Regions from separate parts of the Homo sapiens genome. Here regions 1 and 2 are each linked to region 3. A link is a loop called in an ENCODE intact Hi-C map of the cell type or tissue named here. Cell type or tissue: Caco-2. All regions are shown on one strand.

Region 1 (8,000 bases), 130 kb after region 3:
AGGACAGCCAGTACATAGGCTCCTCTGCTGAGTCACCATGTGGCCAAGACTGCCACATACTTAGCTGCAGAGAAGTAAAAATCAATTTCCACCTGTGGTAAGGAAAAACATCCACATTGTAAAGGTCAAATGGAGTCTTCTACGGATCTTAAAACTAAGGTATGTTAACATTAACTAATATATAGTACATATTCACTGCCACATTTGTTCATAAAATATGAGATATTTTCATTTAAGTCACAAATTAATTAATTAATTAATTTATTTATTTATTTATATCAAGAGGTTTTTATAAACCAAAAAAAAAATTCCAGTGTGAGAGGTTAAGTGCACCAGTAAGGTCAATAAATAGTTATCTCCTTTCCATCTTCTCATTTTTTATCATCAAGCCTGACATCTACACTAAACTGGGAAACAATACAACAGACAGTAGTCTCTTTCTCCCTCTCTACCTGACCTCATAACTGCACACATACATAAATGCATTTTCAGATACAACAAAATTAAATACAACAAGAAAGCTGATTTCTTGGAAAATCCAGATTCCAAGATTAATAACTTGATGTGTTTCAAATTACATCTATAGAAATGTGTGGGATTGTTTTGTTGTTGCGTTGTTTGGTTTTGCTTTTGTAAAAGGAACTTTAAGGGACATTTACTAAATATCTGATGAAACTCATTACTCTTTAACCATGAATCTAGTAATGCTTTGATCAAGGCATTCAGTGAAACCCGGTCTCTCTGCTGCCATTAACATCATTTACCACATCTTCACTACCTGTCCTAGGCTATACTTGAGTGAAGACACCCTGAAATTATCATGGGGTGATTTTATGATATTGGTAAAAATTAAATTAGTCGAAGCTTTTTCTTTGTAAGCTAAGCACCCTTTACACCTAACTGTGATGCCTTGCTTCTGAACTGTGATTTCCAGGTAATGACTCTTACTAGAAGGACAATAAAGGTGCAAATGAAGGGCACAACTTGAAGCCTTCAGGGTGTGGAGTTTGGAAGAGATGCTGTTATGAATGAATTGCTGATCCTACCTTACTTCGTTGGAGAGAAAACTCTAGCCCCAACTGTTTGAGAGATTTTGCCCAAGGGCCTCATTAGTAGTAAATTCAGGGTTAAGAATCCAACTCTTTTGCTTTACAAATCAGAATCCTGTCACTTATGTCACGATGATGCAGAAAAACAAACTAAAATTTGTCATTGCAAGATAATGAAACTCTCTCCTGAAAAAGTTATTTTGTACTAGACTGTTGCAATAGTGCAGATCTACTTTGATGTGTCAGGTTTGGCTCAAGCACCGTGCTTCCAGGGAGTTTTCTGGTGATCCCATGCTCTGTACCCTGCACCTACATCTGCTATGGGAGACCCTTCCTCTCCTTCCCCTCTGTATTTGTTAATATGCTCACACACAGCATTATAATCACTTTTGTACACCTACTTTCTCCACTAGATGTTAAATTCATTGAGAATATAATAGTATAAAATGAAGTTTGTTAAATGAGTAACGAATAAAGAAAATGTAATAATTCAATTTTTTTTCTTTTGAGGCAGGGTCTTGCTCTGTTACTCAGGCTAGAGTAGAAATGGCTTCATTAAAGCCTTGAATTTCTGAGCTCAAGTGATTCTCCCACCACAGCCTCCCGAGTAGCTAGGACTACAGGCACACACCATCACATCTAGCTATTTTTTTTTTATTTGTAACTTTTCATAGAGATGAGGTCTCTCCATGCTTCCCAGACTGACCTTGAACCCCTAGGTTCAAGTAATCCTCCTGCCTCAGCCTCCCAAAGTGCTGGGGTTACAAACATGAGCCTTCATGCCCAGCCTATTTTTTTTTATTTCAAAGCAATAAGAATAATAATGCCAGCAATAAGATTGTTGTGAAGTTTAAATGTGATGTTTTAACACTTGTTAAGTGCTTCACATAAGGCATTTAACCATGTCAAGCTACATATTAGTGTCTCAGTAGCATCTATCTATTGAATGCTTACTCAATCTTCTTCTGAAACCATCAAAAATTGTTACAAGCCTTCTATGTACTAATGATTGCACTTTTAGTATCCATTGATTAAGAAAGAATAAATTGGTGCTTGACTTTGCAACTCTGCAAATCTCCAAGGGTCCCTAACCCATAGGTGAGAATCTCATGAACTGTAGATTGTCCCAGGACCTAGAATGAAGCTTATAGTTCATCATGAGAGCCATTATGGCAGAGCAAAACACCCACAACACAAGCAAAGCACAACAGTCTGAGAGCAATAGAGGAAGGGACAATAAAGGAAAGACAGCAGGTCTCATTGCTTCCTACTCTTCAGAATCCCCACAGATTCATAGGTTATTGCCAGTATGCAGCTACTTCACCGTCTGCAATCCCTTGCTCCACAAAAATACCTACTGTTCCTAGGCAGCACCACATACATACTCAACAGTAGCTTGAGGAGGCTGTGTTAAAATAAAATAGACAGCCTGATTATGTTTCTTATGAACCTAAAGAATTCCAACTAGATTTCTTGTACTCTTTTTTTTTTTTTTTTCTAAACCTATTAGTTAGAACTATCCCAGTTTCACATGATGGAAATGCAACCTTAACTGTTTAAACAAACAATATGGAGACAGGTGTAAAGAATGTATTAATTCACTGAAAAGTCCAAAAATAGGATAGGTTCAGACACGACAGTGTCCAAGAACTGAAAAATAAGTCACCAAAACTCAGTTTCTTTCTCATTGTGATTTCCTCCAAAGTAGGTAATACTTTCAAACAGGTTCTCCCCACATGATATAAAGGTTAGCTGATAATAACCACAGCAGAAAGTAAGGTTCTTTCTCCCAGTGGCTTCCCAAAAAAATCCCATAATTGGCAGCCAGGTTTCTATGCTTTAGGTCAAAACAAATCACAGTGATGGAGGGGATATATTGTTTGGACCAACATAGTTTACTTGCGGGATACCAACCATTCTGCTTTATCAGGACTGTCCTGGTTTTAACATTGCAAGTCTTTTGTCCCAGAAAACTTCTCCACTTCAGGCAAACTAGGATGTTAGTCACCCCAGTTTACATTTGTGCTACTAGGCTACACATGTTTTTTCCATACTACGGCACTCAGTGGGCATAATAACAGGGATGAAATGCTAAGTGGGGGGAAAATGTCCTCTACATTGACCTGCGAACTATTGAAATGTGCTGACACGGTGGCCACATGTGCTCATTGAGCACTGAAATACAATGGTCTGCAATTAAGTTTGAGGGCTGAATTAAAATGTGCATTAAATATAAAATACCAACTAGATTTTAAAAAGTTACTAGAAAAAATAATGTAAGAGATATTAATAAATTTATATTTGCATGTTAAAATGATAATGTTTTGAATATAGCTAAATAAAACATTATTAAAAATTAATTTCACCAGTTTCTTCTTCCTTTTTTAATATGGCTATTAGTAAATCTTAAATTACACATGGCTCACATTATATTCCTGTTGGATGGCACTGTGATAAGATTTTTTAAACAAAGTTAATAAAGTATTTATGTCATGTATAGGCGGAGGACATTAAAAAGATATTTTGAGTATGCAGACACCTTAAACAATAAATGATAAACGAATTACGTAGAAAACATCCCAGGCCCACAAAAAATGAAGCACAATAATGTCAAACTCAATACCAAATTCATGTGCTCAATCATTTCTGTCCTCATTGGTGCCAGGACCAGCATAAGTTCTGGGGCTTCAGGCCCAACTGCCAAAAGAGGTTTGTCCTTCAGAAACCCACAGACCAGAAAGGAAAAGAGACAGGTTTAAAAAAAAGTTATACAAAATTATGTTGTGAGTAATACAATAAGTTCCAGCATACACAATCTGTTTTGATTTAATTATAGTAATTACATCATCTACATAATTTTTGGTTTATTCAATCCATACTCTACATGTTCTCTTTCTATTGCATGTCAACTTCCTTGAGAGCAGAAGTATTGCATTAATAAGTTTTATGCAACCAATTGCTTTTCTTTCAGTGCTTCCTTTTTATTTAATGATCAAATGTTTCTTCATCTCATATTTACTCTCCCCAGAGTCAGGTTAGCCCAGTGAAATCTAATGGGCTTAGGGTCAAATATTGCCAAAGTCCCTTACCAACTTGCTTACCTACTGGGAGTGTGTAACCCCTCTGCGCCTCATTTTCCACCAACAACATTGAGAAACAGGATACTCAGTGTCTCTTTGACACATACACACTCATATTCACACACACAAATTCAGATCATTGCTTGCAATTTAGCTTATTATTGTTAGTCATCTGAACATATCAAATACTTCCAAACACTCCAACTCACTGGAGTTTTGCTCCCTCAATATATCTATTTTTAAGCACTGGAAGGGGGTTCTACATGCCAGCAATTTGGTTCCCTCTAAACATCCTTGAAAATGTTTATTTGAAAAGATTACCTTGTTTTCCTTCAGGATTAAGACATGGTCACTGCAGACAGAGATGATTTGGAAAGATGGCAAGCAGTTTTTGATAGCTCCTCAGAGACTCCCCTTGTTAAATGAATATACCTGCAGAAAAAACAAAATGCATTCCAGCCCACACACGTTAGAGACATTTTTCAAACACCTAGATGAGAGAAGATAGCTATTACAAATAACATATTTGTTGGAGAGAGTGAAGAAATCACAAACTGGCTTGGATAAATACTATTAAATGCATACTTTGCCTGCCGATTGCGACAGTTTCCCTCTGGCACTCACTGACAAGCTTGGCTCCAGCTGTAAATTAGGTTGCAAAACTTCCTTGTCAGAGAACTCGCCCTGTGAGGAGGACTCAACCCTGGCTCTGAATCTGCAAGGACAGAAAAATCAATGTGACAGAGAAGCAGTTGCTTGTGTCAGGCCTCACCAAGGAGAGAAAAGGCTTTAAATTAATCATGATTTAAGGATGCTGGCAAAACAGTGCAAAGGCACATTCCTGGTGTCTCTGAGAAAAGGGAAAAAGGAGCCTGGAGCACTTTGCGGATGCTCCCCACAGATCCTGCCCTTCTGTTATAAACAGAATTCAGTGTTTACTGTGGGGATGAGAAAGCACTATGGATCTCGTGTAAACAGATAAAATGCAACAAGACTGATAAAAGTTTGGTGAAGCAGTATTGGTCAGTGTGTAGCATGGGGATAAATGAAAGTTTCATCTTCTCTCCTAGAACCTATGAATGAATTAAATCACCTGGGAGGATTTCAGGTCATATAGTAAATTTTGATGTCCCACAATAAGAAAAAGCTGGCTTGAACCTCTTATCTGGAGAGGGATCAAAAATCGCCTTCTGGAGATGCCTTTTTAAAAAATGTCTCACCTATGTTGGACAATGGGGACATCTGGATGAGGGAAATCAATTTTTTTGCCTGGCTTATGCTTTGGAGCAGTGGCTTTAAAATGTCCAAAAAGACCTACTAAGATTACTGTTAAACTGCCACCATTATATGGTACCAGTGAAGCAGTGAGCCCCCAAGGTAGAGGTAAGACCTACCTCAGATGTCAGTCACTGTTGGCCAAGGAAGATCATGTTAGGAAACATCCACCTCTGCTACCAATTTAGGCAATCGAGTCTCTGCACTAGAGAAAATGACATCCCGGACAGCTGATTTCAGACAGACTTTGTTCCTGTGTCAGGTACCACACCTTTCCAGTTTGGGTACAAGAACTCAAGTCAATGAGCCAGATTCATTTATTTTCATAAGTCGTCTCTGACTACAGGACCAGGGTTGCTCTGGGCCTTCGACTGGCCTCAACTATGTCAGTTGTTTGTCATGATGACACAACCATTATTCTCCAGTTTTTTCCCCTACAAGTGGAGAGACATCCAATGAGGACCAAACAGGATTAGACCCTATTGTTAAAAGTTTCCTTTGGCTTTATTTTATAGTATCATCTCTATCATCATAAATCAATCATGAAACACAAGATGTTCCACCAAGCACTACACAAGCGAACTACATAGATGTTGTACCTACCCACTAGGGCTTGTGATAGAAACGACAGAGCACTTAAACTATGCAAATATGACAAGTCCCTATAAACAACAGAGTACAGAAGTTAAATCAGCAGGAAATAGAAAATACAAGCATATGCAGAAAACTGAGTGGTAGGGATGAACAATACTGGTAAATATTATTACTATACACTTTTAAAAAAATAGGGAAATCTGAAATCCGAGATAAGAAAAAGAAAAAATTTATACAGCTATGCTGCACTAGAAACATGAACAGCTAACACATAGCCTCATTATAATAAAACCTTTTTGGCAACATTGGGTAACAAGCAGCTTCCAAAAACAACACCATTCCAATATTTTATTTAAAAAGAAAAAGAATGTGTAGCCATCAGTGCAATTTTCCTTGAAAATGAACAGGTTTCATTTGTACCAAGGGAAATTACCAGAAAAGCTGTAGACACTCCCTCTCAGGAGATCTTTATAAATAGTATAACTTTTCACCTGTTTTGTGTGGCTCTCTCAGAAAGCAGATAATAGGCAAGGAAATCCTTTCAAAATCCTCTTTCTGTGTCTCATTCTGGGTTATTCTCCAGTTATTCCACCTATTTGCCTTTGCCTCATCTTGCAGTCAACACTCTTGAGAAAGGACAGTTAAAAAGGAAGAAACAAATAGATGTCAGCACTCCTGAGAGAAAGCTAGAATAGCTAATAAATACACAATCCTTTATATATTCCAAGAGCTACTTAGTGCTCTACCGGAGTTTTCAAATAGAAGAAAAATCTGTTGCAATCTTCTTGTCTAGACCAAATCCATAGCCAACAAAAACCTTTCCATATGCCAAGTCCTAAGCTGAACATTTTATATGAGTGGTCTTATTCAATCTCACCACAACCCTATGAAATAGGCATTTTATTATTCCCATTTTATAGATCAGAAAGCAGAGTCTTAGAAAGATTTTCTTGCACAAACTAACAGAAGTGCGATCTGTTGGAGCTAAGATTAGTGTAATTAGTTTCCTATGGCAGCTGTAAAAAAATTATAATAAACAAGTGGCTTAAGATGACACACATTTTTGCTTGGGCCCAGGAGTTCAAGACCAGCCTGGGAAACATAGGAAGACCTCATCTCTACAAAAATAAAAAATTAGCCTCACGTGGTGGTGCACACCTGTAGAACTAGCTACTCAGGAAGCTGAGGCAAGAGGGTTGCTTGAGCCTAGGAGGTCGAGGTTGCAATAAGCTATGACTGTACCACTGCACTCCAGCCTGAGCAACAAAGTGAGACCCCCTTCTCAAAATAAATAAATGCATAAATAAATAACACAGTTTTTTTCTCTTACAATTCTGGAGGTCAGACTGCCAAAATCAGGTACAGTGGGCTAAAATCAAAGAACCAGTAGAGCTCTTTCTGGTGGCTCTGGAGGAAAATCTGTTTCCTTACCTGTGCCAGGAGGGATGCAGTCCTCATTCCTCAGCTTCTGGACTGGCATCACATCCCCTTTCCTCTTCCTGTTCTTTCGTCACATCCCCTTCTCGTCTTCATCAAATATTCCTCTGCCTCCCTCTTATAAGGATATTTGTGATGGCATGTAGGACTTACCTAGATAATCTAAGACAATCTCCCCTTCTCAAAATCCTTAATTACATCCACAAAATCCCTTTTACCATATAAGGCAGCATTCATAGGTTCCCAGAATTAGGACCTGGATACCTTTGGGAGCTGTTACTCTGCCTACCACAATTAGCATTCCAACTATCTCCCATTCTCTTAAGCAGTATACGATCTTTTTTTATAGATGAGTAATTCCTAAAAAGCTGAATGACTGATTGTCAGCAAGTGAATGGGTATCTCATATAAATTAAAGAGGTAAAAGTAAGTCATTTGTATGGATGGTAGCACAGTATTGGCAAGAACCCTGGACTTGCAGTCAGAAAATGGAGTTTGTTTTCATTAACTAGACATGCAAACTTGGACCAAACACTACATCTCTTGGTATCAGGAATAATAAAGA
Region 2 (8,000 bases), 100 kb after region 3:
TTTATTTAGTTGTTTGTCAACCAGTTTTAAAAACTAAAACATATGAGATTTATAACAGATTTACACTTCAAAAACTGATCATTTAAGAACAAATAATTAGGCTTTCCATCTACCCTAAATGTTCAAGAATTTTATGTAGTATGGCCATGACTCTACTTCAACTCCTTTTTATTAATTAACCAACTAATTTCAAATCATAAACAGATAATGATGGTCTTTTTATATATTTAAATATCTTACAAAGTCTGGACAAAATTTGACAAAAGTAAATACTCATATTCTTCATGATGTAATTATTGCTGACTAAAAATCCTATTTTCCCCAGGCTTGACTTAGATGGTCCTGGAACTTTCTACCACTAAAGATCTCTAAAAAGCCATGTGCTAACGGCTTATAGGGAACTTCCTTCTAATATTCCATTTTATCTCTGTAATTGCTAAAATCGCCTGGGAAACTAACTAGATTATTAGTTCATGAGAAGACTTTTATGGGTTTTCTAATGATCCAGATAGTTTATGCCTTACTCCTTCTGACTTTTCCGTGAATTATGTAACTTAATGATGAAACAATGGAAGATTAAATAAATAAATAAATAAAAGTCCTGAAAGGACATTTACTCTTTTTTGCCTCAAAACATTTTATTGATGCTACAGTTCAGGTTATTAATGATTCAAAAAAACAATGGTACAATTTAACTTTAAAAAAAAGTTTATTTTATTTCAAAAACAAAGAAGCAGCCAACCAAACAAACAAAAACATGTAATGAGGACCTACTGTATTTCAGCAAAGCACTAGTTTGGCTAGTGGCGGATATAAGAACATCTAAGACAATGTCATCTCCAAAGAGACTCCCAATTTGGGAGGAAGATAAAACAGATAGACCGCAAATTATAATGCAATTCAGACTTTGAAAATAAGAGTTTTGATGGAGGAAAATGAAAGTGCCTTGGAAGCATAGTGTAGAGGGCAATTAATTCTAAACAAGGAAGGAGACTGGGGTTCCCAGAAAATGTTTCACAGGGAGCATGCATTGGAATTCAGTCTTGATGCTCATGGTGTGTGAAGGGTGGGAATGAGAACTCTGGTTCACTATAGACTTCAAGGAGAGAGAATATCACGACCCAACGCAAAGAGATTTGTGTGCTTTTCTTAATCACTTACCATATTTCATTGAAATGAGTTGTTTAAGTGTCTGGTTTGCCTTTCCTACCACACTTTAAGTTCCTAAGAAGGAGTCACATCTTCACTGCACTACCAAAGTCTCACACAGCGGTGTCCCTTGAATTAAGCAATGACCCAAGTATGTGATTAAATCCATTTCACATTCACCTTGTCTTCAATTGCAATTCAAGTTTTCCAATATTCAAGCTTTTAAGAAGCTATGAGTAATTTTAATGCCACCCTAAATCTTACCAGTTTACTAAGACAATATATTTACCCTCTCAGATCCTCAGGTTTCTAATCTACAAGTTGGGAAGGGGAGAGTAGAGAGGGATGTGGCAGGGAAAGAATAATATCACTTACATCACAGAGATTAGGATAGAATGAGGCAACACGTGTCAAGTGTTCAGCTCCATGATGAACCCATAGGAGATACATTCATTTCTTTCAAAATAAAGAACAATAATTGCATTTCTCATATGCTCAATACTAGCATACGATTTTCTAAAACTTGTCCCAAGGACCCGATTTCCCTGTGGGCTCTTCCAAAAGCATTTCTGGGATGCTGCACAACATGGTCACCTCTAGGAGAATTACACTGCGGGAATTACACTGTGGGAATTACACCACACAGCCACGTGTTAAAGTCTCAAAGAAGTCCTGCAGTAAACAAGTCTGCTTAGCTTTCTTGAGCCCAAAGTTTTTCAAACTTATTTGAACCCAGACTTTTTTCTCATGATGCTGGTATCCATCAAGACACACTTTACAAATTCAAATCTAAAAATTGTACAGGGCTGGGTATGGTGGCTCACACCTATACTCCCAGCATTTCAGGAGCCTGAGGAAGGAAGATCACTGGAGCCAAGGACTTCAAGTCCAGCTTGGGCAACATAATGAGACCCCACCTCTACAAAAACAAAAACAATCCAACAGAAACATTAGCTAGGCATGGTGGTGCATGCCTGTAGTCCCAGCTACTAGGGAGGCTGAGGCAAGAGTTCAAGATTGCCATAATTCCACCACTGCACTCCAGCCTGGGTGACATAGGGAGACTGTGTCAAAAAAGAAAGAAGAAAGAAAGAAAGAAAGAAAGAAAGAAAGAAAGAAAAAGGAAGGAAGGAAGGAAAAGAAAAAAGAGAATATGGTATGGTAGGCCCATTACTTTCACTCTGCCCTACAAATGTCCTTGCCCTTCTTCACATTCTATCACATGCATAAGTAAAAGTAGCAGGAAAGTGGTTCTTTGGTTTGATTTGGTTTTGTGCCTCTGAAATAACCATTTTACAGTATCATGTGTTAAATGTGAGTTATATACTCCCCTTTCCATGAATATTGAGCGTCCTTCTTTAAAATCAAAGTAAAATAATTAAAGACCATGTTATTTTAAGGTTTTATTTATAGTTTTTATTCTTTTAATTTTTTTTACATCTGTGCCATTTGGGTTTACTTATTTATTTTTAATGCAGAGATGAAAGAAGTTTCAGGAAAACCTCTAGAGTGACTCTCACCACCCACGGTTGCCTGGACCTTTAATGGTCTCACCTGGGCTCCGCACTGTCCTACCTCCTGCCACCAGCCCTGGAAAGGACGCAACGTTGTTATCATTTGTCATTCAACACTAGCTAATAATTCTGTGTTGAATTCAAACCTCTTTCATCATAGGTTTACTTTTTAATTATTTTACTTTCACTTTATCCAGGAGTCCCAGTCTGAGGATATATTCACCTTTCAAAAAATATCATATGTAATAATGAAGCCACGTCTCTCATGCTGTGAAACTAGTAAAATAGAAATGTATCTCTCATAAGCTCTGAACTCTAGTAAAAAAGACTGAAAACATTTTAAGTGATAAAACAATAGTAGCATAACATTAAACATACAAATATATGTTTTGAAATTTTAATGGAAAATATATGTAGCCTCCATATCAGATTTTAAGTTGCTCAGTGGCTGAAACAACCTCTGGTTTTTCTTGTTATCCCAGGGTTCTAGTACAGTGTCTTGTACACAGTGTATTCTCAAACATTATTCATTGAGCTAAATTTAGCTCTTTAAAGAGTTAAGTCTTCAGTGGAAGTTATTGCAGGAAAATCTGGATCTTTGAAGAGTAATGAACTGTAATTGCATATCAATTTACTGTGTCTTCACATAACTAAGATCTAAGTCAGCGAAAAAATAAGGTGGCCCAAATGTCCTGAAACTCACAGCATTCTTGATCCTTTAAATCAGAACATATAAGAAAAAATAAAATGTATTTTACATTTGTGTTAGAAATTTTCTTAGCTTGCTAAATAAGCATCTGTATTATCCAGAATTTAAAATGGGGTTGTTATCTTGCCATTCTCAACTTTCAGAAGAGGATACGGGGAGGAGAAAAAGAAAGTGGAGGAGGGGCAAATAGAAAAAGAGAGAGAAAAGAAGGGAGAAGAAGGAAGGGAGGGAGGGAGGGAGGAGGGAGAGAAGAAATCTAGGTTTGCTTATTTGTATATTTCAAGCAACTTTTACAGTTTGTCCAAGAGTGAATCTAAATTAAATTGAATTTCCCTGTATCACTTTTCCTCAAACTTCAGTGTTGTACAATCAGTTTCAAAACAGAAAAGTTTGATAATTAACTAATTTTTCATCAGTCCATTATCAATAAAATTCAATAATGAATCCCAAAATTTAATAATGTAAAAAAATCACTAAATTAAAAAATTCTTATATTTACTTTTGCATTTATTGCTGTTGCACTTTTTAAAAATGCCTTGTTACACATATAAAGGCAAGATCCCCAACTGACATTTCCTCATAGCCTGCATATCATGAGTATCCTGCCTCCTGCTTTGGGTGGGGCTCTTTTCACTTCAGTGTGTTTGCACTTCTCTGTGACAAGGGAAGGCCCCAAAGTCCCACTACTTCTCTCTAACCAATTATGATAAAACCATCTCCATAATATCATTTGGCCTTCACATACCACAAATAGTTTATTTATTTACATAGTAAATCCACTCCTAAATTTTCTTCATTACTCCATAACAGTAAGTTCCCAAATTCATTTTTATGGTGTCAGACCAAAGTCTAAATTTTTAAATAAGGAATTAAAGTCTTGGTCAATTAAATAGTTTTTCCGTTGCACATTCTTGTTGCAAACAAAAAGTTCTATCATTATACTGGCAAAAGGAACTCATCTCAATGGCTACCTTAGGACAAATATTTTGACATTAGTTTGGGCCAAGGATATTAGGAGTTAAGTACTAACTTCTTTGATGATCTCTCAGCATTGATGCAACAGTAACACAAATAGAGACCCTGAATCCATATAGCAATCTTTGGTGATCTGGCGTAAGAAACATGTACATTTTTTAATTCAGTAAAATGAAAAAACTAATAAGTTCTCATAGAACTTGCAAGCTCTGAAGAATACATCAGAATATTTCAATTTACAAAGCACTGCCATTTAGATCTACAGTCTTACACATCAAATTTATTATTTAAATAATGATCCTTAAATACTTTTGGATTCTTTTTTTTTTTTTTTTTTTTTTGTGAGACAGTTTCGCTCTTGTTGACCAGGCTGGAGTCTGGTGGCACACTCTTGGCTCACTGCAATCTCCGCCTCCCAGCTTCATGCAATTCTCCTGCCTCAGCCTCCCGAGTAGCCGGGATTATAGGCGCTTGCCACCACGCCTGGCTAATTTTTATATTTTTAATAGAGACCGGGTTTCACCATGTTGGCCAGGCTGGTCTCAAACTCAACCTCAAGTGATCTGCCTGCCTCAGCCTCCCAAAGTTCTGGGATTACAGGCATGAACCACTGAGCCCAGCCCTGGATTCTTAAATTATCAATTTTTGAAAGTTTTATAAAACAGTTTTTAAATAAAAGATGTTTTTTCCCACCTAAAACATGATTTAATCTGCAGTTTTATTTTATTAATGTGCTCCACTCCACGTGAGTTTTTTTTTCTATTGAGTTTCAGTTGCTGAGACTTGTAATTCAGCATCTGAGTAGTAAAATCATCCATCCAAGACCTGTTAACAAGGACACTCATGAAAAATAGCTTGTAATATCTTCTGCAATTACATGATACTTCTCCTAAACTAATCTTATCGTTGTGAAACTAATAGGATTTTTTTCTTTTTCTTTTTTTTAGTAACTAAGAATTTAGCTTTGAAAGTGGTATTTTCTGCTATATATTGTTGACCATTTCCTTTCTTTCTGAGTTGAATTTTTCCCTTGGAGGTGGAATCATTCTTTCAGGGAAACTATCACTTTATCTGACCGTGTCATCATTCAAAATGTGTATGCCCACAAAAAGATAGAAAATGGAGCAAAATGTCAACATGTAATGAAAATAAAAAACTATGTGACTCTTTGGAATTTGTTTTTTTCTTTGCAGAAAAACCAACTTTGTTTTCCAGAACACCAACCAGATAAGCATCAAATTGTATTAACTGACCATATGGATCTACTCCAAAGAACCAATTTCAGAGTCACTGAGTTTTCTGACTTTGAATAAGATCATATCATTTCTTTGGGCATAATTTGCTGAAATTCAATTTAAATCAGTCTAAACTCATGGCCATTACCTACAAATACCTAGAGTTATCTTGTATCATGAGAGCTAGCAAAATTTCTGTTTTACTCTGATATGAACAATCTTTACTTCTAGGATATTAATTGATATAAAAGGGTATATGTATAAACAAATATGAAATTATCCTTGAGGCATGGAAAATTTGATCCTCTTAAAGAGCTCTTTGGTTTGATGTTGCTTGGTTTGCTTTCTTTTTGTTCTGAGAATTAGCATGACTCAGCAGTCTGTAATGTTAATTGCAATCAAGACCAACAAGTTAATTCAAATAAGGAAACTTCAAGAAAATCATTAAAGTACCAGGCTAGCTATTAATGATGATAATAACAATAATGATATTTTATGTGTCTATAGTTACTTTTTATATGAGCATTTAAGAGGACTTTACTAATAAATACTTTGATTTTACCCAAATAAAGCTACTTTTTCAATTATATGCACTTCTGTAAAATTGCTTCAAATATCAGTATGCATCATACACATAGAAGCCTTGAATTTTAGCACTTGAACCATTTATGCACTTAGTTTATTTAAAGAATATCAGTTTTTTTAATGTTCTAGAAATAGCTTGCATCCTGAAAATTGATTACAGGTGTTATCAAAGTTAAACAGCTATTATTATAAATGATACAAGAGAAAATATAGATATATGCACCTCTTTTATAGGTCAGAAATGGAAATTCTAATGACCTAGAAAAGAACATTTTTGGAAATTTGTCTCATCTCAGTGAAACTTAGGCTTTTTCTTGTTCTTCCAGGTTGAATACTTTAATAGCAAAACTCTTTGTCTTAAAAAATATATATACACATACACATGCCTTGGGTTCAGGGGTGCTCTGATACATTGTAAGTTATCCTAGATGAGAGAGTATCCTAGGAGTGATCATTCCTCCTCTCTGCTGAGTGAGCCCCTCCAGGATGGGGCTGAGCAGTGCATTTATCCCCTAAAAGATAAATTTAGCTCTGTGGTGAAAGGCATTGAGTTGTCAATGGTTCCCTAATGAAACCTTCACTTGGCCGGGCACGGTGGCTCACTCCTGTAATCTCAGCCCTTTAAGAGGCCGAGGTGTGCAGATAACCTGAGGTCAAAAGTTCGAGACCAGCCTGGCCAACATGGTGAAACCCCATCTCTACTAAAAATACAAAAATTAACTGGGCGTGGTGGCACATGCCTGTAATCCCAACTACTCGGGAGGCTGAGGCAGGAAAATTGTTTGACCCTGGGAGGCAGAGATTGCAGTGAGCCAAGATCATGCCAGTGCACTCCAGCCTGGGTGACAGAGCAAGCAAGAAAAGAAAAGTAAAGAAAAGAAGGAAAGGAAAGGAAAGGAAAGAAAAGAGAAAAGAAAAGAAAAGAATAAGGCCTCTGTGGCTGGAAGCTGGTAAGGGACAAAAGATAATCTTAGAAACAGGGTCCAAATCCTATGGGATCAAGTAGGTTGTGATAAGGAGTTTCAATTTTGCATTCATTTCAATAGGAAGATATTAGAATGCTAAGAAGATCACCACAAATGTGCTTGTTTGAAAACTAATAATAATGGTAGTAATAATAGCAACAATTCAAAAATAACAGTGGTTTGGATTTTCTCTCGCCAGCCCTCACTCTCCTCCAAATGAGATAAGAAAGGTGTCACAGTGCCAGGGAAGTATAATAACATCAGAAGGGGTGAAACCTGTGCAGAGCTCTGAAGCATTGGCAGAGCCTGGCCTGGTGGCCAGCAAGAGGCTAATGGTGCCAATTACCAACAGAGGGAGCCTGGAGATGGAGCAGACTCCTGGAATATGATGATGGAGGAGACTGACTCATTTTTGGATATTTTATGAGTAAGTAGTCTATTGGAATATCCAGGCGGATTTTTTCAGCAGACCTTTGTAATAATGTCAGAAGAACCGTCTGACATTATTATAAAGAACTTAAGATAGAACTGTAGATTTGGGAGCCCTAAACATACACAGTGATCAGCATGTACGTTTTTTGTATTTGTGAATTAAACATGGTTTAAAAACATTGAACAGTCTATTTTTTGAGAGAGTAAAATTCCTAAGAGACAGAATGTTAGAAGATATTTACAATCTGTGTTGTAGTAACCAACAGAGTATATAGTGACTACTAAAACCTGGGAGCCGTTTTTTTTTTTGTTTTTTTTTTTTGTTTTTTTTGTTTTTTTTTTTTTTTGAGACAGAATCTTGCTCTGTTGCCCAGGCTGGAGTGCAGTGGTGCAATCTCGGCTCACTGCAACCTCCACCTCCTGGGTGTAAGCGATT
Region 3 (8,000 bases):
TCCAAATCAGTGAACATTTCCAATCAATTATCTATATGCACATTGCGTTATTTTACATACACCACACACACACACACACACACAGCATTCCAAACACCATAAAAAGTCTTGAGAGAAATGCTTCATAAGGTCAAAAATCTCTGCCATTGGGAGTTTTGTTACTGATGTATCTCTAGTGCCTACTAAGATAGGCCCTTTATAATTAATTAGTAATATAATTTCTAAGTTAATAAATTAATACAAATATGCAATAGAAAAGGAGACTTCAATAGTGATTAGAAAGAATCCCCAGTGAGTCTAGAAATGATTTTGCAGTGAAGCAACAGTTTTAGTATTAATTTTAAAAAGGAGAGAAAAAACAAGACCAACCTGGAAGGCCCCATTGGTAAGCTGGTTACCTGTGGTCTTTGGAAATGGTTATCATGACTGGGACTTTTGGAAAAGATCCAGAGAGGACACTATCTATTTAATTAGCCAAATGAGGGCCAGAACGAAAACCAATTTGGCCTTCCTTTGTCACCAAAGATCATTCAAATTTCAAATGAATTTACTGTGTTCATGCTCAAGATGGGCATATCCCATAAATATGAACTTTCTATTGAAAAATTCCTGTGGTAAGGGTTTCTGTTCCATATTTTGTATATGGGAGAGTGCCAATAAGGGGGTGCGGTAATGCTGGGGACAATTAAACTAGGAATATTTCAGGGAATTTGTCTGACTGTACTGACATTGGTTTGCCCAAATATGAATAAGTTCCTGTCTTAAGATGCTCAAAACTCAGAGGGATTGAATTATAAGCAAAGGAATGTTACTATAAGAATACTAAAAATATGAGAATTTTTAAATAAATAAAGGACAGAAACCATAAAGGAAAAACAACAACCAGCTAGCCATACAAAACTGTAAATGTTTATTTGACTAAAGATGACATAAAAATGTTAATCCACAGTCACAAAAATGTTTTCCATTTTAAATATTGAAGTAAGAGTCTCTAGTCAAATGATAACCAAACCATGTGAAGAGAATAAATACATAATTCACAATAGAAGATTAAAGAATCAAATGTTAACTAAAAATTTTTATTACTCCAATAGTAAAACAATGCTAATAGGATCAATATTTTCATCTATTAGACAGAAAATAATTTAAAATATTGATATTATCCAACTATAAAGTGTTCTCAAGGGTATAGGTAAATAGCTTCTCATGAATGTTCTTTATAAATAATAAATTGATTCAACTTTTTTGAGGTCAAGTGGGCATTTTTAATCAATAAGAATGATGATAAGTATTTATTACGCATTATATATTGCATAAGTATTTATGCCTTAAATACTTTATGTTTATTAACATTTGGTTTTTACAAGGACTCTGTGAGGTAGATATTGTTATTATTCTTCCCTACTTTGCAGAGGAGAAAACTGAGTCATGGAGAGGTCCAATAGCTTACCTAGTTAAAAAAGAAAAAAATTATACAACTAGGAAGCAGAGACAGTGGAATTTGAACCCATATACTCTGGCACCAAAGTTTGTGGCCTTAACTTTTCTGTAATACAACCCTATAGTGTTTCATATATTGTTTTTAAATGTGCCCAAGATTTTATTTTTATTCGAGGATGGTGAGGCTAACAGATCAAGAAACAGGGTTATCAAAAAGACAGTTTGTTGCTCACAGTTCCCAAGAGAAGGGACATGCTAAACCACACAGGGCCACCTGGGCAGCACCCAGGTCAGGCAGGTGGGAGAAGAAGCAAGAGGAAAGCACGGGACACAGCCTTTGTTATAGTCTTCACAGGAAGGAATGGACAAGGCAAGGGAAGCAAGCTGTGCAGTCTTAGGACTGGGTAGTTTGAATAATTTCAGTGGGCTCTGAGATACAGGGGTTATCTCTAGTTGCCTGATACCCAGCCCTGGGATAATTTGGACAGATGAATATTGCCTCCTGGAGTATAAGAACCAGACAGAATAGGTGGTTGAGAGTATGGACTTGGGATTGGTTGATTCGTATATCAAAAGCACACTTTTAGGCCAAAAAAATAAAAGTGTGCTTTTGCTATACAAACCAACCAATGGTTGCTTTTTTGCTATGTCTAGGAATAATCTAACCTTGGAAGGGGCAATCTGTCCAGGGACAGAAACACTCCAGATGCCAGAGCATCAAGAATAGAGAAAATAAGAAAATATGCTAATGCATGTATGTATTTTATTTGACTCACTAATTTACTATCTAGGGTTTTATACTATAGAAATCCATGCGTAAGCAGAGATGTGTAACACAAATGCTCAATGCAACACTGCTTGCGACTGCTAAAACTTGGAAACAATATATATATTTATCAAGAGCAGGTAGTGGGATTGATTTTGCTATAAACAGAATGGGTTGTGCAAATCTTAACAAGAGGAGAGATGACTATGTGCATTGACATGGTAGGCTGTATGTACAGTTATATTTACATGAGAAAGGCTGAGAAAGATGAAAATACTTTCTGCTTCATACACTACTGTATTGTTTCAGTTTTCATAAAGAGCCTATTCTACTTTTCATACTTTTGATAAGGATTATTTTCTGTTTTATATCCTAATAACAGAAGAATATATAAGTTAATTTGAGTGATAAGGGACTAACTGCAAATAAAAGATCAACTGCGGTGTCACTTTTGAAGAAAATACAATGATCCTGGTGTTTGTAGAAGCTGTGCCTACAGAGAAGGAAGTCAGGCTCTAGCAAATCACTGTTAGAGGTAGGGATGTTTCTGAAGAATTCTAACCACTGGCCACAAGACAACAACAGTTCTATAAAGTTAGTGGGCATCAGAACCATGTGAAGGGCTTATTACAACAAGATTGAGATTCCTGCTCCTCACCTCCAAAATTCATGATGCAGAGGGTCTGTGGTGGGCCCCAAAATGTGCATTTCTAACAAGTTGCAGGTGGTGCTGATGCTGCTAATCTGGGGACCACACTTTGAGAACCACTACTCAAGAGAATGAGCTATTGAATGAGGACACTAATTCAGAGGAGACTTTTTAACAGCTTTGAGTAGAGGCTGGCTCAACTGACCTTGACAAAGGAGCAACCAGCCATACCTGTGAGACTGGGTGAACGAAGCCTGCCAGCAGAGGGCAGTGCAAGAAATAATAGGCACCCCAAGTGTGAACAGAGCTATTGTTCTAATTTCACCTGACTTAACTGCATGACGAGAATCCGAAATGATTCACTGTTTAAGTAAGGTTAAGTAGTGATTCTTCAACATAGCTGTTTTGAGTGATCAACTGCAAGGTAAATATTTTGGGGTCGATCCTCAGGCCTGGAATACTCACATGGCCAAGTCATATATTGGTTATGGAGGATCCCAAAGGAGGCAGTGAAAAATCTTACAGCTTAAAAGCCCAGTTGTCAGGGATATTATTTGGCAAAAATATGTTTCAACTTCTCTATATGAGTCTCTTCCATTTCCATTCATATACTCCCTTGTCGAACTTGACTCTGTGAAGGGCAACACTAAATTTTACCTCCTTTGCTAAGATATTGATATGAGAGTGGTGTGGAAAATATGTCACTTTCTCATGAAAAAAATAATAGGAAACCCTGAAACTTTGCTCTAAACTTTAGCCAAATTGACTCACGAAGTTTAATTTTGGTTATCATTTCATGTTCAAAATTCAGGACAAAATGGTGAAAGAAAATACTAGATAGTAGTTTTGTTACATTTGTTTTATTATCTCAAATCGGGTTTCTGTTACAAAATATGTTTAGAGCTACTATCAAAAATAGTGTCATCATATTGATCTGAATTACAGAATGGTAAGGTACTGAGCATTTGGTTCAATTTTGTCACTTAAAGGTAGCATTGGTCATGCCAATTGATGACAAGGGCATCAAAAGGAGCAATAGCGACAAAGGGAGTACTATTAACATATGCTGTTTTATAAATAAAGTCCAAGATTTGAACCAAAGTAATCCAAGCTGAAACACTGGCATTTTACATAGAGTCAAATATTATCACCAATGTGAAATGCATTACAAGGTAGAAAAATACATTTCCTATTGTTTTCAAAAGATAATATCTATATTTTATGTTTGATGTTTATTTATTTATTTATTTATTTATTATACTTTAAGTTTTAGGGTACATGTGCACAACCTGCAGGTTTGTTACATATGTATACATGTGCCATGTTGGTGTGCTGCACCCATATATGAGTTAATGGGTATGTTCGATGTTTAAATCAGAAAGTTGTTCCGCCAAAATCTGAGAAATTAAGAACTTTTTATGTAACTCTATCACTTCTTTCTGAAGTATGACATGCCATATTATGTGATCATAGCAATAATCTAATTGCAATGACTAGTTCTTACACCACAGATTTTCAGACTCACTGTGGGATGGATAGTAAAGGATGGCAATGGTTGGTTAAATAGGGAAAAAGAATACGGACCAATGAATATGCAGGATGAATGAACAGCATTTACTGATGAACAACACAATTCCCCTCTATTAATACCAAGGACTGAATTACAACTGAGATCCTTGCTCTTCACACACTGGCAAAGACCTTTGGCAGCAGAGGGCTGAGTCATTTTTATCTGCCGTGTTGCCATGGGATTCTACTGCCCTGGAGATCCTTCTACTGGCACCTGTAGCACCAGCAATGTGCATCACTCGCACTGGGAACTCTCTCAGGGAAGAAGCAGAGACAACCCACCTGCGAACTTTTCAAAATCAGAAAGTGTCATTTTTGCAGTGATTGAGTTATCTCTTTTCCATGAATGAGCATAGCTTGATCATTTTTGCTTTTAACCTGATGTCACTAAGAGCTGTATGTGTGTGTGTGTCTGTGTGTGTGTTTAAGTATAACTGACTTCTAATGTATCAATATGACAAATGAATTACTGGATTGACTCATTTTTTCTCTGAGCACAGAATATCAAGATGCATATCATTAAGCTCTGCTATTCTGTCTTGCTCAGAAAAAACTGAAAAAAATAAAAAACTTAAAATATTCAACATAATTAATCACCAATTAATACTGAAAGCATATGTTATATTTTAAATGCCTGAAATATATATATTTTACATTTTAGGGTAAGAATGAGTCTATCTAGTTAGGCAAAATTTCCATGAGATAGCATTCATCCATTTATATTTTATGATTACTCAGAGCCCTGGCTGAAATTTAGGTTTTACTTCCAATAAAGAACATTTTTCTTAGATTAATAATATCATAAGACCAAAGAGGAATGTTTGAACTTATTAAAAATAGATAACTCTTCAAATATGCTAGAACAATTTAGAAAAATTGATTTACATTTAAATAATTTATGTATTTATATGATTATTATCTGTCTGATAAAATTTTATCTGTTGCTGTCTAAGATTATTCTACAATAATTCATTAACATAATTTGAAAAATTCTCGGCACTTAAAAGTCATTCAACATTTCTTTAGAATTTATGTTCTACATGAATTTGTGAACAGAGAAGAGTAATAGAACTCAGAGCTCAATATTTTGTTTCTTTACAATTCTATGAGAAATGCATAATTTTATGAAAATTTAAAATTTTTGATTCAACTGATATTTATGGAATGTTTACTATGTGCCAAAAGGCATTAGTTGCTATGACAAAGACTGAAAGATGTCTATCCCATGTTCAATCTTTACTTCTTCCTGAGCAGAACTCTGTTTTCTGTTGGGTGTGGGAATGGCAGTGTATCTAACTGAGAAACTGCATTTCCCAGCTTTCTTTTCAGATAAAGAGGCCACATGACGAAGATCTGGCCAGTAAGTTGTAGTAGAAGGTGTACAGTGAGCTGATTTGGCCAGATGTCAGCCCTTCCATCTTTCTTCAGCTTGTTGCTTGGAACAAAAAATTGAGGGCTGGAGTTCCATGATAAAAACCAGCATTCAAAAGAGAGGGAGAGAGAGAGAATGAGGGAGAGAGGGGGGAGCGAAGGAGAAGGGGAGAGGAGGGAACAAAAGGGGAGGGGAAGGAAGGGAGAATAAAGAGAGAAAGAGAGAGAGAGAGAGAGAAGGAGATTTACTATAAACAATTGTCTCATGAGGGTATGAGGGCTGACAAGTCCCAAGATGGGCAATCAACAAGCTGGGGGTCCAGGAGAGCCAATTGTGTAGTTCCAGTCTGAAGTCCAGTAGGCTCAAGTCCCAGGAAGAACTGATGTTTCAGTTTAAGTGGAAAGAGAGGAGAAGACTGATGTCCCTGTTTGGAGGCAATCAGGCAGCAGGAATTTCTCTCTTATTTAGCCTTTTGGTTCTATTCAGACCTTCAACTGATTGACTAAGGCCCAGAAACTTTAGGGAGGACAATCTGCTTTACTCAGTCTACCAATTTAAATGTTAATCTCATCACAAACACCCTCATAGCACACCCAGAATAATGTTTGACCAAATATCAAGGCCATCCATGACCTAGTCAAGTGGACACATAAAACTAACCATTATAGTGATATGACACAGCAGCCCTGAACAGTGTGCTTCTACATTTCCTCTGTGTGAAAGAGGAATAAATCTCTACATTGTTTAGCCCACTGTTTTACAGACCTCTTGCAGCCAAATGCAATTTCTAGCTGATATAGTGACTACAGCCACATAGGATTATCTGAATTTCCCACAAATATTTTAGAATTTCAAACATCATTTCGCATAAGAAATGCTCAGCAAATACATTCTAATGTTGATATCTAAGATCAGGACAAAATCTCTACTAAACTAATTTATATGACTATAATCCATAAATTAAACCATATTATGTTATAAAAATTCTTTCTTACTTAAAAAATCCCAGTTTTCTTTCTTTTATGTTACTTTCCATTCATTTCACCTGGTTAATTCACATTCATCTTTCAGAATTATGTGTCAACCCTTCCAGGGAGTTTTCCAGACATGAGGTATTTCTCCCAAGTTCTCCATTAGCACGCTGCACTTGCTACCTTCTGTTATTTTGAATACTTAGTCATCTGATGAGTTCTCAGAGAACGGATGTTTTATTGAGGCTTCTTTTCTTCTAAATATTTGGGGCCTCATGTGAGGAGGGCTAAGTTAATTTTACTTCTGAATTCATTGCATATTATCTCACTTTGTTCTCACAAAACCATCCAACACCTAGTACTAATTTGTTTACTCACTTACTTAAACCCTTTTATCTCTATATACACTCCAATTTCTCTCTGTTATCCCATAGGCAACCTGAGTAATGTGTTCATGTGTACCGTCATATTCATACATGTCCTTGTAAATTGTTTTGTTTCACATGCAGGTATTTAACTTTTTTATTAAAGGTGTTATGCATAGTCTGTGTTTTAATTTGTTAACTAAACATATTCTGTATTTTGATTTGCTTATTCAATACTATATTTTTAAGATCCCTTCATGGTGCCATGTATATATTTAATCAATTGCATCTAGCTGGAGCATAATGTTCTCTTTAATACAGCTGCCACAATTTTCCTATTTATTCTCACAAGGACATTTTAGTGGTTCCAAATTCCCATCACCACATAACTAAATAACAAGCATTCATTTACAATTCCCTTTAGATTGTGAGAATTTGTGTGTGTGTACAATATTTATATATATTATAAATACATACACATATGTGTATAATGTATGTTTTTATGTATACATATATTATATGTACATACATGTGTGTATAAGTGTGTATAAATGTAACTATCTCTTAAAAGCTGTATTGCTGGGTCACAGGAAACTCACATGTTTAATTTGACTAAGCAGTGCAAAAATACTCTCCAAAATAGCTGAACCTATCTCCTCTCCTACCATAAGCATATGAGAATATCAATATGCCAATGTCCTTACCAACATTTGGCATTACTTACCTTCCAAATTTTTAGCTGTCTAGCCATGTAAAATGGTATTTTGTTTTTTATTTTGCATTTCTCTGATTACTGATATATTTAAGAATCACTTTACATACTTCTCAGGCTTTTGGGGGTTCTTCTTTTCTGTATCATTGTGCATTC

Evidence for each region. Peaks named below come from ENCODE experiments on the same cell type or tissue, not always from the same donor. Only the 100,000 strongest peaks of a DNase experiment are listed, where the experiment ranks them.
Region 1: a loop joins it to region 3, with 7 times the contacts of the local background. A loop is called at or near these places in 2 of 110 quality-filtered maps.
Region 2: a loop joins it to region 3, with 6 times the contacts of the local background. A loop is called at or near these places in 6 of 110 quality-filtered maps.

The regions. Positions count from the first base shown.
Region 1 is chr6:113,428,887-113,436,886 of GRCh38, forward strand. LINC02518 (long intergenic non-protein coding RNA 2518) reads right to left here and starts at 4,561. Exons shown (of 2, transcript NR_149098.1): 1 at 4,451-4,561; 2 at 1-92. In Caco-2, no CTCF peak of the experiment used is centred here; a DNase peak (open chromatin) is centred at 4,765.
Region 2 is chr6:113,407,215-113,415,214 of GRCh38, forward strand. No RefSeq gene overlaps it. Among named protein-coding and RNA genes, the nearest start is that of LINC02518, 22 kb to the right of the region's middle. In Caco-2, no CTCF peak of the experiment used is centred here; DNase peaks (open chromatin) are centred at 4,007 and 7,467.
Region 3 is chr6:113,303,623-113,311,622 of GRCh38, forward strand. No RefSeq gene overlaps it. Among named protein-coding and RNA genes, the nearest start is that of LINC02518, 130 kb to the right of the region's middle. In Caco-2, CTCF peaks have their summits at 3,106 (motif pointing right) and 3,306; a DNase peak (open chromatin) is centred at 3,099.